2 separate regions of the Homo sapiens genome follow, and region 1 is linked to region 2. The links are chromatin loops, found by intact Hi-C in ENCODE. Cell type or tissue: PC-3. All regions are shown on one strand. Each heading gives the region's core, and the rest is flanking DNA. Links, peaks and the distances in the headings are about the cores only. Region 1 overlaps FBXW7 (F-box and WD repeat domain containing 7). Region 2 overlaps FBXW7 (F-box and WD repeat domain containing 7).

What was found. A loop is a pair of places that touch in the nucleus more often than their neighbours do. Peaks named below come from ENCODE experiments on the same cell type or tissue, not always from the same donor. Only the 100,000 strongest peaks of a DNase experiment are listed, where the experiment ranks them.
Region 1: it touches region 2 in a loop (8-fold over the local background); 2 of 110 quality-filtered maps call a loop at or near these places.

What each region holds. Positions count from the first base shown.
Region 1 is chr4:152,406,277-152,412,665 of GRCh38, reverse strand. FBXW7 (F-box and WD repeat domain containing 7) reads left to right here. Exons shown (of 14, transcript NM_001349798.2): 3 at 137-186; 4 at 794-1,363. The coding sequence starts at 863. Among named protein-coding and RNA genes, the nearest start is that of FBXW7-AS1, 72 kb to the right of the region's middle. In PC-3, for the core only: CTCF peaks have their summits at 3,728 and 3,927; no DNase peak of the experiment used is centred there.
Region 2 is chr4:152,482,641-152,489,029 of GRCh38, reverse strand. The region is part of intron 2 of FBXW7 (F-box and WD repeat domain containing 7); the gene reads left to right. Among named protein-coding and RNA genes, the nearest start is that of MIR3140, 3.6 kb to the left of the region's middle. RefSeq lists an enhancer at 2,785-3,054. In PC-3, for the core only: no CTCF peak of the experiment used is centred there; a DNase peak (open chromatin) is centred at 3,109; H3K4me3 peaks cover 887 bases; H3K27ac peaks cover 1,482 bases.

The sequences.
Region 1 (6,389 bases), core at 2,563-5,062, 77 kb after region 2:
CTCATAGATTCCTTTATATTGAACATTTGGATTTTTATTTACATTTTTATTTACATTTATTTTTATCTTTATTTTTTGCTTTCGTGGATAAACTGCAGTGAGCATCCTCTGTATAAATTTTTTTTTTCTGTTTTAGGATTACTTCCTTAGGATAGATTGCCAGAAGTGGAGTTACTGGGTCAGAGGGTATGAACTTATGAACTTTTTTTTTAAATAAATTTTTTGTTCATTTTCTGTCCAGTCATTTGTAAAAAAATTAAAATAATAATGATTATAATTGTTACCTGCTAGAAAACTGTGTCTGAAGGCAAGATTCTGTGATCAGAAAAGTTTGGGAAATACCCAGGGTAAAAAGCCTTTTAATCTGATTTACCTCAGCATTTCCCAAATTAACTGAACACTGAAAATTTTTTTTGATACACTTCTTAAAATTTTGTGGAAGTTTTATATAGGATATAGTCTATGAACTACTGATGTAAAATTAAAATTGTTTTATTTGCTTGAAATATTATGTTTTATTGGTCAAAGGAATTAAACTATAAATCTTCATGCTAAAAATTATTAAAAGGGATTAGTGTTGTTTACTATGGTTTTTGTGCATGTCTTTATAAAGTCTTATAACTTTTAAAATTGAAATGTTCTATATTGTTTACTAAAGAACATTTTAATGCCTTGGTGGCATCAATACTTTTTTGCAATCATTAATGATATTTAGAAAGTAGACATATAACATGAAAGTAGAACATAATATAGATTGTACAAATCTTGTTTTTTACCCTATTTTCCCCTGCAGAATGTGAAAACCTTTGCATCTTCTGATAGTCTAGCCAAGGTCCAAGAAGTAGCAAGCTGGCTTTTGGAAATGAATCAGGAACTGCTCTCTGTGGGCAGCAAAAGACGACGAACTGGAGGCTCTCTGAGAGGTAACCCTTCCTCAAGCCAGGTAGATGAAGAACAGATGAATCGTGTGGTAGAGGAGGAACAGCAACAGCAACTCAGACAACAAGAGGAGGAGCACACTGCAAGGAATGGTGAAGTTGTTGGAGTAGAACCTAGACCTGGAGGCCAAAATGATTCCCAGCAAGGACAGTTGGAAGAAAACAATAATAGATTTATTTCGGTAGATGAGGACTCCTCAGGAAACCAAGAAGAACAAGAGGAAGATGAAGAACATGCTGGTGAACAAGATGAGGAGGATGAGGAGGAGGAGGAGATGGACCAGGAGAGTGACGATTTTGATCAGTCTGATGATAGTAGCAGAGAAGATGAACATACACATACTAACAGTGTCACGAACTCCAGTAGTATTGTGGACCTGCCCGTTCACCAACTCTCCTCCCCATTCTATACAAAAACAACAAAAGTGAGTATATTCAATATATTGTTAACCTGAGAAACTTTACATATCTATTTTAATTGTAATGAAACTTTCCTCACAGTCTTTGTATTACTAAAAATTAATCTTAAGATGTGTAATAATAAAATGAACTAGTTTTTTGTCTTACAGAAGGTAATGGAAAGTATTACAAGTAGAAATACTGATAATGGGACAATCTGAGTACAAATGGAGGGAAAGTAATTGAGCCTATTACTATGAAAAATTATTAACATCAAATTTTCGTCTAAACCTTGCGTCCCGGGCAGGGATTAGTAGCTTGTGTGGGGTGTAGAGGTTTCGGGTGAAACATGATTTGTGTAAATCAAGTAATGAAGAAACTTTTTATTTACAAAATGCAGCTGCTAGAGTGGGCTATTCACAAGTGTCACTCTAAGGCATAAATTACTCAGAAGTTGCCTCAAATTAGTTCTAGTTATTTATCATTTGAGAATTAGAAATAATGAATATTCATGTAGAGTAGACTTACAAGTTAAACTATGTTTTGGAAAGGAACATTTTAACTTGAATATACTTGTTTTATAGACATTAACATAATGTCTGTGGTAGTTCATCCTCTTACTCCTACTTGCTTATTTCTTACATTTTACAGTGATTTTAGGCCATAAACAATATACAAACTGATTTAACATCGTATCGTTTAACCTAACTTGACTTGGAATGAAGTATCTTACACACTTGGATTAATAATAATTGAAATGCTAAATCATGTTTTACATCTGCTTGTAAAACCTTACTTTCTAAAATGTGTTTGGCCCTAATTTACCTAGCCTATCTGCAAGTCAGATTTTATTTAGCTGGCATGATCTAAGAAGGACGTGACATCAAGTAGTGATTTTTCATCCATTGTACCATCCCTGTCTCAAGATGTTGAAGCAGTAGCTTTGGATCTCAGCCAGATGGCTCTACCACTAACAACTATAGCACCACTTTGTTAAGGCTCAGACCTTTTATAGTGTCATTCCTCCCTTTTGCCCCCCTAGTCTTGATCATCTTCTTCAAGGTTGCTATATCAAAAGGGAGTTTTAACATCTCTTTTTTTCCTGAGGGTTCAGTTAGAGGAATAGGGGTTTAATACTTAAGGTCCAATTGCACTAACTTATTTCAGAAAGAGGTTCAATCAAAACTAAGCCTTGCGGAACAATGCAGAGTTATTGCTGATTTCTGCTACACTTTAAATTAAAAGCAAAAAAAGCTAGTTAGACAAAACATTATCTTTTTCCAAAAGGAAAAGTCATCCTTATATTCTGTAGGAAACCTTCCAGTTCACAAGTTTGACAGGTGCTTTATCTTTTCTTTACCTTCAAGATGTAAAATTTTGTGTATGATGATTACCTTTTTAAAAACGAAGTATACTGAATTTGTTAGTTTTTTTCTAGTGATTCTGAATCATGAATAACAATTATTGTCCTGTACATATAACAAGAATGGACTGGGCTCTAACCATAGAAGGAATACATGTGTGTATGCATTTATGTATATACACATGTACAGTATAGATGTGTGTATGCATTTATGTATATACACATGTACAGTATAGATGTGTGTATGCATTTATTATATAAGTGTGTATGTATAGTTTTTGATATATTGTTGATCATGAGATGATCTGCCTTCGTAAGTATGGCATGAAGAATACAAAGCTATTTGATTGCCAGGACAGTGATACCCTTCTACAAGTAAGATTTCAGTCTGAAATTTTTCTAAATGTTTTCCTTTTTGTCCATTCCTGAAACCCTTCTGCCAGAGTATTCCCAGAGCACTTTCAACAGCATTAAAAAAAGTCACTGAGTACTGCTTCACCTAAAAAGAAAATGTCAGTATTCTCCGTGTATACATGTTTTAATACAATAAATAGAAGCTCTCACTAGTTGAAGTACTTTATTTTGGAAGAGCTTTAAATTCTTGATCATTATAAAGTTAAGACACTTCTACAGATGTTACCCTAGACCATAGTTTCATTCAAGTCTTCTTTGACTTTTGAGAGTAGAGGCATAAGAAATGAAATCCCATTTTAAATGTTAACATAGGATTAGCTTTCTACAAATTTTACTCAGGATACCTTTCAAGTTTTATTTTTTGGCATTCTCATAAACAAACCCTGTGGACAGCTAGACTGAATTTTACCCATCATCCCTAAATATGCTGCATAAGCAAATATATTAATGAGAAAAAAAGATTTTTAATTCTTCCTTGCATTGCTTTATTCTTTGAAAGCATTCTGAAAACTGTCAACACTCTGAGGACAGTTTTTCCCCCCTTGTCACTAAAGGTTTGTTCTTTTGGGAGCCTTATGGCAAGCAATATATGTTAAAAATTCCATGTTGTCTTAATGTTAAAAGTCAAGGGAAGTGGTAGTCAAGAATTGCTATTTATTAAGCTCACACTGTTTGAAAGATCCTACTACAGATACATAAACAAAAGTTACAGAGAGGCCGAATGATCCACCCCAGATTACACTACGTGATGAGAGATTTTAATCCTGATTTGCCTAATAGCAAAAAACCCCTTTCTCTTTCCACATGCTATGCTGCCCCCTATGGTTGAATTTGACAAACATCACTGAACAAGATTTCCAACATAGTCAGAGACTCTGCCATGTGATGATTTTCTGATACTATGTCCCATTTGAAGTGATAAGAGCTACCCTATAGAAAGGACAGAGGGCTCAGTTAACTACTTTTCTTTGTGGCACTTAACAAAACATTATTGAAGATTTTACAGCTCAAGGCTAAAGTAATCAGGAACAAATGACGCTGTTAAAAAATTTTATAGAGGTCATACTCTCTTGAATCCATAAAACATGCTTTTAAAGCAGAGGTTGTGTGCTGGCTATTCCTCTAAATCTTGCTTCTCCAGATACAAATGTCTGTCTCTTCAGTTTTAACTCTCATTCTCAACATCCTTATCATATTTTTTTAAAAAAAGTTGTTTTCTGAAGATATGCCCAGCTCATATTGAAGAATCTTTGACATATTTTATGCAGAATATCAACTAATTTTCTACTAACATGAAAAACAAATGAGATGATTATTAGGCCAGATCTGGTATCCTGATCTTTTGATGAAGAGAAGTGTGTTTGAGCATTAATTTCTGATGCTTCCATATCTATCTTAGTGGCTTCCACCTGTTCTCTTCTCACATAACTTCCTTACCTCAAATTAGTCTATTTTTTTCCCATCTTGATTGTTAGATTCTTCCTAGTAATTAAATCGTTTTTATCCATTTGCCTCAAATAAGAAATAAATGTTTATCAAAAAATAAATATATATAAAAGATAGCCAGGTGTGGTGGCTCACACCTGTGATCCCAGCACTTTGAGAGGCTGAGGTGGGCAGATTGCTTGAGACCAGCCTGGGCAACATGGCAAAACCCTGTCTCTACAAAAAATACAAAAATTAGCTGAGTGTGATGGCATGCGCCTGTGGTTCCAGCTACTTTGGGGGCTGAGGTTGGAGGATCATTTGGGCCCAGGAGGTTGAGGCTGCAGTGATCTGGGCCACAGAGCAAGACCCTGTTTCAGAATAAATAAATAGAGGGTGGGGGGAGGTGTGGAGAAGCATCTAGTGTATTGGAGTTTAGAGGCGTAAGACCCTTTCTTGTCTATAAATTCTGAACAATAGAGGAATCAGGTAATAGGATCATTAACCAATCAGGGTATCTGGTCCGCCATTCTCCAACCACCTCCTAGGACCAGAGCTGCTGAGCAGCTTTGTAGGATAATGTGGCTAACATTGGAAATATAACAGGGCTCTAAGTTACACTCTGTTGTAGAGTTCTAGAGAATGATAGCTTCTTCAGAAAGTCCCTGGCCTAGTCTACCTGCAAGACAAGCAACTTAAGTTCAAAGTCTGTTTGGTATATACATGTCCAGAGAGCAAAAAATGCTATTTAAGGCAGTCATCTTGAATAACATCCACTAGTAAACATGGCCCAATGAATAGCCATGTCCCCTACCTTTGTGAAGGAGGAAAAATGAAACATTGACTCAGCCTAATTTAGCCCAATTTTAAACATGTGGGGAGGATAATGGAAATGGGAGAAATGGGGACAATGGGTGAGATGGGTTTTCCCCTAACATATTAGAGTGATAAGAACTTTTCACATCTGAGTTTGAATTCTGATTATACCACTTACTGTATAACCATGAGTATATAATCTCAGTGAACCTATTACTTTATCTGTAAAATAAAGACTCATGCCTACCTCTCAAGGTTTTTGTAAGGATTAAGTGAAATAATTTATGTAAAACAAGTAGCATAGTGCCTGGGACACTCAGATATTTTGCAGATATCGGCCTTGTGACCTCATTTTTTCCGTCTCCTGTGCCTTACCCCAAATCCCACAAAATAAACTTCATTCCCCGCAGCGGTTGTCAATCTCTATATATATGTTTTACAACCTTCAGCATTCAGTCATCATATCACCCTCTAGTGTAAAAAGTAGAGAAATAAATTCTTTTAAAAAGGTACATAGGAGGATTAGAAGAGTACTGTAATAAGCTAGGCCCATCTTCAATAAAAATAGACATAAATTTTGAAGTCGATGCTACCCACAGATCTCCCTAGTTGATAAAATATGTACCCTTTCCTTTCATTAGAATTTAAGTCAATTTCTCTAGACTTTCTTCTAATCTTTAACTAAAGCTTCTGTATATTTAAATGCTTTAATGAATCTTCCATATGGATGCCAAAATGAATTTTAGCTCATGGTTAATTTCTAATTAATGCCTGTTAATATAGTTTTAAATGTATTTGTTAATATTATTTTAAACAATAATAGCTCTAAATGTTGGTGATAAACTGTATCTCATTCACTGCAGGTAATGACAGTTACTATTATTAATTATTTAAGAGACGGGGCCTTGCTGTGTTTCCCAGGCTGTCCTTGAACCCCTGGGCATAAGAGATCCTCCTGTGTAGCTGGGACTACAGGCGTGGACCACCGTGCCCAGCTCAAAAAGTATTTTAATTATGAGGTTTCATTGTAGACT
Region 2 (6,389 bases), core at 1,738-4,237:
TCCTGTCTAAGCTCTGTTAATTATATTCTTTATACTATTATATTTAGTAGTTAATATTATAAACTACCTTACAGTAATTTTTACAGATACCTGGCTTACTCCCTAAATTGAGTTGCTTGAGGGCAGGAATTGTGTATTAATCTTTGCTGTATTTTCTTTGCCTTGCTTACTGTAGTTGATTGGTGCTAATTGAATAAATGAACATTTATGCTTTTCTTTTTGAGAATATTATATGGGTAGTTCCTTTAGTTGTTTAATAGAAGATAGCACAGACTTCTATACAGATTGGTTTTTATGGGAAAACACAAGAGAATAATTAATTAAAACATAATTTCATCTAGAAATTTCTGCAGTTGGAGCGAATATTTTTTAAGTTATTAACTTACCTAGAGTGGAAGATTGAATTTTTGAATGATAGTGTTTTAGTTATTAAAGTAAATGGCATGTAAGAGAACTTTTAAGTTCATGTGGCAAAACAGGGAAAAATTGCAAAGTTAGAGTCTGTAAGGTTTCTGATGTTTCATAGACTAACAAAAGGTTGCTTTATTAGCAGCATTAATGAACGAATCGCTTTATTGGCCTAGGCATACTGGTAGCATTGTCGTTCCAAAGAGCTGAGAGTTCTTATTTCAATTCATGATTATGTTAGACAAGTGAAGTGAAAGCCGTTGACCTTCTCTTAAGGAGAAAATAGAAAGTTTTTACAAATAGATTATAGATTAAAGCCTTTTAAGGAACATGATGAAGAACTAAATTACTGCTAAATCACTTGAAAAATTTATATTTTTTTATGCACCAGTCTTATAACAGTAGGTTTTTTATAGACCTATTAATTGATATTTAAAATAATAACTTTAATAGGATGATTTTGTAGAGTTAGTCAAAGTGATTGACAAAAGCAAATTATTAAAATAGTCAAACTTTCAATTCTCCAAAGAATGTTCAGTTTTAAAAGCAATATGAGATACAGGAAGTATTAAACTGGAGATGTAATGCCACTTGGATGGCATACTTTTAACATTATTTTTTATTTGTTTAAATGGAATGCATTTTGCTTATTAGAATCATTTTGGAAGTGCCAATTTGCTTCTGTTAATTTACATTAAAGATTAAAATAGGAACCACTGGTGACCTTCTAAATCAAAGTTCTTCAAAACGGTTGTTTTAAACAGCAAGAATTACAGAACTAAGTATTGTATAGCTATTAAAACTGAAAATTATGTAGCAGCAGTCCATTTTAAATTTAACAATTTTAAATGATACTTCAAAATATAAAAAATACAAGGAAGAATATAAGATGCTTATGTATCTGTACTGCCAAAATTTAACAAATGTTAACTTTTTGCTATCACTGTTTCAGAACTTTTTAAAATAAATTAAAAATATAATTGAAGATTACTAATCTCATTCTTTTGCCTCTCTTCTCAGAGGTAATTACTTTTCTAAAGGTATCCTGTAAGTTTTCAATACTTTTTACCACATATTTGTATAAAAAGATAAACAGTACTGATTTCCTTTTAAAATGTGAATAATAATATACTGTTGGCATAACTTTTTAACTTGCTTTTTTCACTCAGTGTTTATTTACATCAAGATTTATTCATGTTGATATTTGTATGTACTTAAAGTTTGTTTATTTTATCCTCTGAATTATTAGTTTGGTCCATTATTTATGATGTTTAGTTTGATTACTTGGTTAAGGTGGTGTGACCTGATTTCTCTATTGTAAAAGTATCCTTTTCCCCTTGATAATTAATCATTAATCTGTGGGGTAATGCCTTGAGACTGAGTAAACATTGTTTCTCAACAGCCTTTCACCCAGTGTTTTTAACATCCATTATTGATTTATGCCTGAATTATTGGTTACATTGATGCTTGCAAAATGATTTTCTACATCTATTATTCTTTCCACATTTATTAGCTGGCATTCTTCTTTCTGTAAAGGAGTTTCTGTCCTTTCACTAAGGGCTCATGGTTTCTTCATTAATTCGGTGAACTAAAATCCATTATTGTTATGTAGTCATGCACTGCATATACGACATTGATCCCATGAGATTATAATGGAGCTGAAAAATTTCTATCGCATAGTGACGTTGTAGCTGTTATAACATGTTAGGACTAACGTCACAACCAACATATTACATGTTTGTAGTGATGTTAGTGTAAGTCAAATCTACTGTGCTGCCAGTCTAAAAGTATAGCACATATAATTGTGTACAGTACATAATACTTGATAATAATAATAAACAGCTATGTTAACGGTTTATGTATTTACTATGCTATACTTTTTGTTGTTATTTTGAATGTACTTCTACTTATTAAAAAAAAAAGTTAACTGCAAAACAGCCTCAGGCAGTTCCTTCAGGACGTACTCCAGAGACATTGTTATTATAGGAGATGACAGCTCTGTGCATGTTATTGTCCCTGAAGACCTTCCAGTGAGACAGTATGTGGAGGTGGAAGACAGTGATACTGATGATCCTGACCCTGTGTAGGGCTAGTCTAATGTGTTTGTTTGTGTCTTAGGTTTTAGCAAAACAGTTTTAAAAGTAAAACAGGAATTTTTTAAAATAGAAAAGGCTTGTAAAATAAAGATAAAAGGAAAGAAAATATTTTTGTGCAGCTGTACAATATGTTAGTTTTACGCTAAATGTTATTACAAAAGTCAGAAAAGTTTAAAAACTAAAAAGTTTATATGAGCTAAGGTTTATTATTGAAGAAAGAAAATGTTTAAAAATAGATGTAGTGTGGTTTGAGTGTATATTTACAAAGCCTACAGCCGTGTGCAGTAACGACCTAGGCCTTCACATTCACTCTTCACTCAATCATTAACTCACCCAGAGCAGCTTCCAGTCCTGTAAGCTCCATTCATAGTAAGTGCCCTATATAGGCATATGATTTTAAAAAATCTTTTATACTGTATTTTTACTGTACCTTTTCTATGTCTAGATATTCTCAGACGCACCATGTTACAGTTACCAGGCAGTATTCAGTACAGTAATATGGTATACAGGTTTGTAGCCTAGGAGCAATGGGCTATACCGTGTAGGCTTGTGTAAATACACTCTGTGATGTTAGCACAGTGAGGGAATAGCCTAACAAACACATTTCTCAGAAGATATCCCTGTGGTTATGTGACGCATGACTGTGTATCCTTTGGTGACTCAAATTGTTAAAATTTAGCCAGCGAGAACTCAATCAGTCTGGTTTCTGTTTCTTTGACATGCCCCCTCATTTTTATAGCACCAGTTTGCTTTGTGGCACAACAAAACATTCTCTCCTTACCTTATGGTTTTCTTACCCCAGACCTGGACTTGGCTATTTTACCAAAAGTTCTTGTTTCTCTTAGTGGGGAATGGTATTTGGAAGCCAACATCATGGATGCATTACTGGGTGTCATTGCTTCTATTGGTTCTTTTCATTAGACAGAATAAGAAAATATACTTTTAAAAACTAGTGATATTTGAATTCCTAGTGACACCAAGGTTCTTTTCTTTCCTTGTTTCATATTCCTCTTCCATAATGAAGATCCAGTTTACCAATAACATCAATATATGTTTATTCATTTGCTCTGTCTTATACATGATATAACATTGGAATTACTATAGCAATACCACTACTAATAATAATCTCAATAAAGTTTAAGATTTCTATGCAGTTTTTTATTTATAGCGTATAGCCCAGTGAAGGTATATAGTCAGATCGCTATGCTTATAGTTATTTTAATTATATTTTTCACATAGGCAATTTGAAACTTTTTCTAATAGGAAGGTTAAGCCTATTTACTTATCTTGACATAACTAGTATGTTTAATCTAACTGATATGTTGTATTTACTGTTGTTTTATGTTATATATGTTTTTCTTTTACTCTTTTTTAAAAAGTTATTTTTACTAATACAAAAATCTTCCTTTCTCTAGATATTTAGAATGTTGGTCTTAGCTCTTATAGTTTCCCAGTCTTTTTGGTATTTTTGTTGTCATTACTATGTTTAATTTTGTTAACTAGAATTCATGTTTTCTTTTCTTCATCCATTTAATTGGGCTTTATACTTTTTTTTTTTTTTTTTGAGACAGAGTCTCGCTCTGTCACCCACACTAGAGTGCAGTGGCGCGATCTCAGCTCACTGCAGCTTCTGTCTCCCAGGTTCAAGTGATTCTCCTGCCTCAGCTTCCCAAGTAGCTGGGATTACAGGTGCTTGCCACCATGGCTGGTTAATTTTTGTATTTTTAGTAGAGACAGGGTTTCGCCATGTTGGCCAGGCTGGTCTCGAACTCCTGACCTCAGGTGATCCACCCACCTTGGCCTCCCAAAGTGCTGGGATTACAGGCATGAGCTACCGTACCCATTCTATATATTCCTTTGCATAAATGTTGTGTTCTGAGGAAAATTTGTGTCTGAGCATTTAATAATTTAAAAAATTACCATGTGAGTGGATTTATTTTATATGAATAATGTGCCACATGTAAGTTGTTCTGCAGTTGATTTTCCCTTTTTGTGGAGCTTTTACAATATTGTTAGTATGTTTACTTGTCCCTTTTTCCCCTTGTATGTGTAGCCAAGTAATTATAAAAAATGGTGCACTTTGCCATATCTGAGCTTCTCTTTTTCCCCTCAAGTAGATACTGTGCATTTGAACTGCAAAAAGGGTCATATTCTTGCTTTATCTATAATCTCTTTTAAAGGCAAAGGCTGATGGTTACTTTTTCTTTAATAAGAATCTTGATTTTTCATTTTGTATATTTGATATTTATCATTTTAAGAAAAAAAAATCCTCTATACATAGTTGTTAGAAATTTATGTAGAATGGATGTTGGAACCCAATCATAAGGCTGTAAAACCATAAAATAAGTAGTAATAAATTTTAAAAAATGAATAGGATTTGTATGAAGAAAATAACAACACTTCATTCTAGGATCAAACAAATGAAGAGAGAGCTATTTTTCAGAATGAAAAACCAAATAGTGTTGCATGTAGACTCTATTCAAAGTTCTAGTCTGTAAAATTAATAGCAATTCTAGTCAAAATAGCTGTTTTATCTTTTGAGAAGTTCGGGAAGTTTGACAATCTGATTGTCAAATATATGTTGTAGAGTATGTTAATGAAACTATCCAGTGTAAAATTTAAAAATAAAGACCAGTATTGTTATATTGTACTGTATTGCTTGCTATACTGTAGTGGTGTAGTAATTAAAACACCATTCTAGTGATACAGGAATAGGGTCCAAATAAATAAAAACTGAGAAGGAAATTGTATACACATGCAAGTGTGTGTGTGCACACACACACACAACACAGAAAGGGTTTTTTTTTGTTTTTTGTTTTTGTTTTTTGGAGACAGGGTCTCACTTTGTTGCCCAGGCTGGAGTGCAGTGGCATGATCATGGCTCATTGCAGCCTTGACCTCCCAGGCTCAAGCAATCTTCCCACCTTAGCCTTGTGAGTAGCTGGGACTATGTGTGCCACTGTTTCCAACTAATTTTTGTACTTTTTGTAGAGACTGGGTTTTTCATGTTCCCTAGGCTGGTCTTGGACTCCTGGGCTCAAGTGATCCTTCACCTCAGCCTCCCAAAGAGCTGGGATTACAGGTGTTAGCCACCACGCCCAGCCTCAAAAAGCTTTTTTTTTTTTTCCCTATAAAGAGCCATATATCTAAAAAGGGAAACAGATTTGACTCTATTACAATGGAATTCTGTGAGAGAAAACATTTTAACAAGATCAGACTATCTAGTAGAAAAATATTTGTAACATATAGCAAAGTTTTAACAAACATAATAAAGACCTTCTAAAAATTAATAAAATTGAAAAAATGGGTTATGAATAAGTACAAATAATTCAAAGAGTGTACACAAATTAGTTTTCATAGAAATATGCATAAAGATATATGTACAAGTATGTTAATTTTAGCATTATTTATAATACCAAATAATAATATTCCAACAAAATAGTTGGAATAATCTGAATGTTCACCAGTAGGGAAATGGTACATCTGTATTTTAGAATATTAGCAAGCTGATTAAAAAGAATAAGATCTTTGTGACCAGGTATGGCAAAATATCCCACATTATTCATGAAACTATAGAATGATCTGTGTAGTATGATCTCATTTACTTAGCTCAGTAGGTCTATTGTTTGTGGTAAACTTAAAATTATTTTATTTATCTTATAGGATAGGGACTTTTAAGTTAACCTATTAATATTATTAGGAACTAAAATATATCACTGTAAGAGAATAAAGACAAATATAGAATAAAAGGAACTAAGAAAAATATTTTACATCAGATTAATTGGAAATATTGGTATGAATCCATGAGTAAATAAAGAAATATCTCTCCCCCCACCCTGTTCTGTCTACCAGAAAATATAAGAAGCATGGACAATCTCAGTAGCA